Linked DNA regions of Homo sapiens: region 2 is linked to region 1. Evidence: chromatin contacts called from ENCODE Hi-C or POLR2A ChIA-PET data. All regions are on one chromosome and are shown on one strand. The core of a region is the stretch at or near the end of the contact, and the rest is flanking DNA. Distances in the headings are between cores, read along the strand shown.

Region 1 (3,285 bases), core at 786-3,285:
AGCTTCCTAGGTTAGATGCTGATGTTCTTGGGGATTTCTATGATGATTTTTAAATGTGTGTCAGTGGGAGCAAATATAATTAACTCACCACATTAACCAAATTAAGGTGGAAAAAACAATAAGGTCACCTCAGTAGGTGCATATGATGAAACGCATCTTATCACACCAAACTAAGACTATAAAAGTGTGTCTTTAACGCTGACAGTGTGTTTACACAGAGACCATGCTAACATAACAGAATTCTCACCATTTCTATGCAGTATTATACTGGCATTCCTGGTCTGTGTAATAGGCAAGAAAAGTACAAAAACTGGAAGAGAAGGGGTATCTTTAGTTGTAGGTAACGATATAAAGCCAAAGGTTTATTCTCAGTCTTCGTCTTCCTATTTTGTTGGTGCTGTCACTCGCTCCCTCTTTGAAGCACCTCTTCACTTGGCTTCCACGATCCCATACTTGCTCTCCCTCCCTGGCCTCTCATTCGAGGTCTTTGTAGCTGGGTCTTTCACAAGGCACCAGGAGGTGAAGGCTCCATAGTCCTCAGCCATTTCTGTCTATAGTTACTCCCATGATCTCTTCTGGTCTCATTACTATAATCAGTAGCCACTAGCTATCTAAAACTACTTAGAATACCTAAAAACACTTCCTTAGATGCCCTAGCCATATTCACTTAAAGTGCTTATCCATCACGTGTGACAGCCACATGAACAGTGGCCACAGAGCATTGCCATCTTTCACAGAGTTCTGGTGGACAGCTCTGCTTGGGGCCATCTCTTCACCTCCAACGTTCCCTAGTTTAAGTCAGTGTCATTATACTGAATGGTATTCCTTGTCTCCCTTCAGCCAATGCTTTTGTTTTTTGAGATGGAGTTTGCTCTTTCGTCCAGGGTGGAGTGAAGTGGCGCAATCTCATCTCACTGGAATCTCTGCCCCCCTGGCTTTAAGCAGTTCTCCTGCCTCGGCCTCCTGAGTAGCTGGGATTACAGGTGCCTGCCACCACACCTAGCTAATTTTTGTAGACAGGGTTTCACCATGTTGGCCAGGCTGGTCATGAACTGCTGACCTCAGGTGATCCACTGCACCCGACCACCTTCAGCCAATTCTTGACAACTGGAGCTTGAGACCCTCCGTTGTCTTCTGTTTTACTTGTCTTAAAAGCCAAATGCCCCATAATGACTTTTGAGGTCTTAATGACCTGCTTCTACCATCCTCTGCCATTACCTGCCTCACCTTTTGCTCATGTAAACTCTATTCCAGCCACGTTGGCACTCCTTTACCATTCCAGGACTTGCCAGGTTGCACTTCCGTTCTCTGCCTGGTGGGTCTTCACCACCACCCACTGGGTTCACACACATCTTTTCAGGCCCCATGGGGCCATCTTTATTCAAATGTCACCGCCTTCTGGCCACTTTATGTAACAGTTCATATGTATGTATGCAAATTTTCTATCCCCCTTCCCTTTTTCTCTATAGCACTTGTGTTACTTTTGCATCTTAGTCTGTCTCTCCCAAAATAGGGGACAAGTTTCATGAGGGCAAAAACCTGTCTGTTTTGTTTATTGCTATATTCCTAGCATCTGTCATGTAATAGGTGTGCTTACTGCTTGTTAGGTAAAAAAGTTCAGAAATTGCCACCCAGTAGTATCCATATTTGTTCCCTTTGTAGGTCATTAAACAGCTGATGAAAAAGGAATTCACTCTAGAGTTTTCACGTGACAGAAAGTCAATGTCGGTTTACTGTACACCAAATAAACCAAGCAGGACATCAATGAGCAAGATGTTTGTGAAGGCAAGTATGGCAGATTGCAATTGAGATGTTCTTGCCAGGGTTAAGATCCCGGTGAACCAATAAAACAAAATTGTTTATCTAAATCTGTAACATTTCCAGGGTGCTCCTGAAGGTGTCATTGACAGGTGCACCCACATTCGAGTTGGAAGTACTAAGGTTCCTATGACCTCTGGAGTCAAACAGAAGATCATGTCTGTCATTCGAGAGTGGGGTAGTGGCAGCGACACACTGCGATGCCTGGCCCTGGCCACTCATGACAACCCACTGAGAAGAGAAGAAATGCACCTTGAGGACTCTGCCAACTTTATTAAATATGAGGTTAGCTAATGAAAAGTTTCTTTGTCCACACCCTGCACGATTCATTGTGTTTAAACAGTACTCCTTCAAGCAAAAGGTCAAACAGTTCTCACTTTTGCCAAGAAAGAGGTGTGGTTATTTGTTTTTCTGCCTGCCAGCTGTGTCACCCTTAAAATTTGCTGCTTCAAACATACATAGTTAATAATTTCATAAAAGTGTTATTTTCAAAGTAGAATATTTTCAAAGTAGAATAATCAAGATGAGCTTAAGCTTGTAAACCCCATTTTGCCTCTCATCTAAATCATGATTTTTTTTAAATTGGTGACATTTCTAGAATATTCATTAGTTACTGAAGGTCAAAAGATCCAAGTTGGAGATTACTTCCACTTTTCTACTCAGAGTAGAATTCTTTTATATCAAGGATGTGACATCCTAAAGCTATGAACAAAATGAAGAAGCTTTGGTACTGTGGGCTCAGAATAGCACAAGAGTTAAAGAATGGTTTGATAACGGGTGTAGTGGTATTTTTTTTTCTCATAAGAAAATGCAAAAACCGCCAGGCACGGTGGCTCAAATGCCTGTAATCTCAGCACTTTGGGAGGCCGAGGCTGGCAGATCACCTGGGGTTGGGGGTTTGAGACCAGCCTGACCAACATGGAGAAACCACATCTCTACTAAAAATACAAAATTAGCCAGGTGTGGTGGCGCATACCTGTAGTCCCAGCTACCCTGGAGGCTGAGGCAGAAGAGTCTCTTGAACCTGGGAGGCGGAGGTCGCAGTGAGCTGAGATTGCGCCATGGCACTCCAGCCTGGGCAACAAGAGCGAAACTCCGCCTCAAAAAAAAAAAAAGAAAAAAAATGCAGAAACCTGTCTCAATGTTTAACTGGGCATTTTTCAAACTAGGGGACAAAAACTAGAACTTGCCACTTTTATTTAAAGTGATGCTCTTATTTTAGACCAATCTGACCTTCGTTGGCTGCGTGGGCATGCTGGATCCTCCGAGAATCGAGGTGGCCTCCTCCGTGAAGCTGTGCCGGCAAGCAGGCATCCGGGTCATCATGATCACTGGGGACAACAAGGGCACTGCTGTGGCCATCTGTCGCCGCATCGGCATCTTCGGGCAGGATGAGGACGTGACGTCAAAAGCTTTCACAGGCCGGGAGTTTGATGAACTCAACCCCTCCGCCCAGCGAGACGCCTG
Region 2 (3,285 bases), core at 354-2,853, 270 kb after region 1:
CAAAGAGTGGGAGAAGACTGCTCATGAGAGATCTCAAATCCTTTTTAGAAGATAGAATGTAGATGAGTGGTTTACTTGGGAGGAGAAACCCTAGTTCTTGCAGGAGTTGCCAATGAGTAGCAAGGCACTTAGAGCTGATAAACCCCAGAAAGGCTCAGGAATTGGTTGAAGGCCCCTGTGCTGAGAGGTGGGACTGAAAACCAATAATTGATTGAATATAAATACCATCTGGGGGAAGCGTTAGACCCCTGATTCTCCTCCTTGTCACTCCCTAACCCCAATCTCTGCAGAAGATGAGATGCTTATTCCCTGGAGAACTTGAACCAGAGAAGTTCTGGGTCCAGGGATAGCAATCAGAGAAAACACTTGGAGGCGAGGCAACATCCTAAAAACAGAGGGATTAAATGAAAGTGTGCAGGCTGGGCACGGTGGTTCACGCCTGTAATCCCAGCACTTTGGGAGGCCGAGGTGGGTGGATCACCTGAGGTCGGCAGTTCAAGACCAGCCTGACCAATGTGGAGAAACCCCGCCTCTACTAAAAATACAAAAATTAGCTGGATGTGGTGGCAGGCGCCTGCAGTCCCAGTTACTCGGGAGGATGAGGCAGGAGAATCTCTTGAACCTGGGAGGTGGAGGTCACAGTGAGCTGAGATCATGCCACTACACTCCAGCCTGGGCAACAGAGTGAGACTCTGTCTCAAAAAGAAAGTGTGCAGCTAAAAACATTCTTAACATATTTTAAATAATCCTATGGTTGTGTGGTAGTATTGGTATCATTATTCTGTATTATTAGTATTGTTATTGGTATTGTTATTCTCTTTTTTTTGGGTGGAGGGATGGAGTCTTAATTGGAAGCATCAGTATGATGGATTTTATCTTGAAGAATACGTATTTCTGACCAGGGGCAGTGGCTCACGCCTGTAATCCCAGCACTTTGGGAGGCTGAGGTGGGTGGATCACTTGAGGTCAGGAGTTTGAGGCCAGCCTGGCCAACATTGTGAAACCCTGTCTCTACTGAAAATACAAAAATTAGCTGGGCGCTGTGGCATGTGCCTGTAATCCCAGCTACTTGGGAGGCGGAGGCAGGAGAATCGCTTGACCCTGGGAGGTGGAGGTTACAGTGAGCAGTGAGCCGAGATGGTGCCACTGCACTCCAGCCTGGGCAACAGAGAAAGACTCCATCTCAAAAAAAAAAAAAGAAAACAAACAAACAAAAAACGGCTGGGCGTGGTGGCTTACGCCTGTAATCCCAGCACTTTGGGAGGCCAAGGCGGGTGGATCACCTGAGGTCAGGAGTTTGAGACCAGCCTGACCAACATGGTGAAACCCCGTCTCTACTAAAAATAAAAAATTAGCCGGGAGAGGTGGTGTGTACCTGTGATCCCAGCTACTCAGGAGGCTGAGGCAGGGGAATCGCTTGAACCCGGGAGGCGGGGGTTGCAGTGAGCCAAGATCACGCCTTTGCACTCCAGACTGGGCAACAAGGGTGAAACTCTGTCTCAAGAAAAAAAAAAAAAAAAAAAAGAGGAAGAAGAAGAAGAATTCACTAACAGGCTGCCAGTAGCCAGTAAAAAGTAAGTGAAAGAGGAACTATCTGCAGGTCCCGAGGAAAGAATGAAAACATATTTACAACACAGAAACAGAAATAGCGGTGGAGGAGGAGAGAGCAGGGTCGCTCAGTGGGACCAGGAAGCCAGCTTACTTTCATTTTTTGAAGCTCCTTATATACAGAAAAAACAAATTTATTTTTTCATTTCACATTTGACAAATACTTTCAGCACCCCAAGATTAAAATGTAATGTAGATGTGCTGTCACCAGGTGATTGGATTTCTTTCTTTCTTTTTTTTTTTTTTTTGAGACGGAGTCTCACTCTGTCATTAGGCTGGAGTGAAGTGGTGCGATCTCAGCTCACTGCAACCTCCGTCTCCCAAGTTCAAGTGATTCTCCTTGCCTCAGCCTCCCAAGTAGCTAGGATTACAGGTGCCCACCACCACGCCTGGCTAATTTTTTTGTATTTTTAGTAGAGACGGGTTTTCACTATGTTGGCCAGGCTGGTCTCAAACTCCTGACCTCCTGATCCACCTGCCTCGGCCTCCGAAAGTGCTGGGATTACAGGCGTGAGCTGCCGCGTTGGGCCGTGATTGGATTTCTTAAAAGCCAGTTAATGAAACTGCAAGCAGAAGCCACCATACACCTATCAGAATAACTAAAAACAAAAATGAAAACAAAGGTGGCCATCCTAAGTGCCCGTGAGCATGGGAAACTGGGACTCTCATACCTTGTTATTGGGAAGGCAAATGGGCCAGTCACTTTGGAAAAAACTGGGCAGTTTCTTATATATTTAAACACATACTGACCATAAAACCCAGAAATCTCACTCCTAGGTATGTATATAAGAGAAATGAAACATATGTTTTATTTTTAACCACCAAAACCTAGAAAAACCCAAATTCCTTCAACTGATGAATGGATGGATAAATTGCAAAGGAGCCATTTTTGTAATACTTGCCACCAATAAAAAGAATGGACTGGGGCCGGACGTGGTGGCTCATGCCTGTAATCCCAGCACTTTGGGAGTCCAAGGCAGGTGGATCACCTGAGGTTGGGAGTTCAAGACCAGCCTGACCAACATGGAGAAACCTCGTCTCTACTAAAAATACAAAATTAGCTGGGCATGGTGGCACATGCCTGTAATCCCAGCTATTCGGGAGGCTGAGGCAGGAAAATCATTTGAACCCAGGAGGTGGAGGTTGCGCTGAGCCAAGATCATGCCATTGCACTTCAGCCTGGGCAACAAGAGCGAAACTCCATCTCAAAAAAAAAAAAAAAAAAAAAAGAATGGACTGGGCCAAGCACGGTGGCTCATGCCTCTAATCCCAGCACTTTGGGAGGCTGAGGCAGGAGGATCATTTGAGGCAGGAGTTTGAGATCAACCTGGGCAACATAGTGAAACCCCGTCTCTACAAAAAATTGTAAAAAATAAAAAAATAATGAACTGAAAGAAATTTTTGCATATATGGCTAGAGGAGTTTCAACAAGCATGCCAAGACTACACAATGGAGAAAGAAGAGTCCCTTCAACAAATGGTGCTGGGAAAACTGGAAATCACGTGCAGAAGAATGAAGCTGGATCCTTACTTTATACCAGATAACAGAAATAAACTCAAAATGGATTAAAGAACTCAAAATGTTAAGACCTCAAAACTCCTAGAAGAAAACATAAGGGAAAAGCTTCAGGATACTAGATTTGGCAATGATTTCTTGGATAAGACACCAAAAGCACAG

What was found. Hi-C counts contacts between places; a loop is a spot of excess contacts on that map. ChIA-PET counts read pairs that join two places held with the same protein, here RNA polymerase II (POLR2A). Pooled maps may share reads with other maps.
Region 2: a loop to region 1 is called in a map of chondrocyte, with 5 times the contacts of the local background. The contact joins two enhancer-like sites. A Hi-C loop is called at or near these places in 1 of 168 maps with a recorded cell type or tissue (chondrocyte) and 3 of 50 pooled maps. POLR2A ChIA-PET finds 5 or more read pairs at or near these places in 3 of 52 experiments (T-cell, activated CD4-positive, alpha-beta T cell and activated T-cell).

The regions. Positions count from the first base shown.
Region 1 is chr12:110,337,619-110,340,903 of GRCh38, forward strand. ATP2A2 (ATPase sarcoplasmic/endoplasmic reticulum Ca2+ transporting 2) reads left to right here. Exons shown (of 20, transcript NM_170665.4): 12 at 1,663-1,785; 13 at 1,885-2,103; 14 at 3,041-3,285. Among named protein-coding and RNA genes, the nearest start is that of ATP2A2, 58 kb to the left of the region's middle. RefSeq lists enhancers at 1,376-1,475, 2,883-3,285. Within about 2 kb of position 2,036, at least 7 of the 41 ENCODE cell types and tissues checked have a DNase peak (open chromatin) inside an H3K27ac peak, as active enhancers do.
Region 2 is chr12:110,604,233-110,607,517 of GRCh38, forward strand. No RefSeq gene overlaps it. Among named protein-coding and RNA genes, the nearest start is that of TCTN1, 8.3 kb to the right of the region's middle. Within about 2 kb of position 1,604, at least 9 of the 41 ENCODE cell types and tissues checked have a DNase peak (open chromatin) inside an H3K27ac peak, as active enhancers do.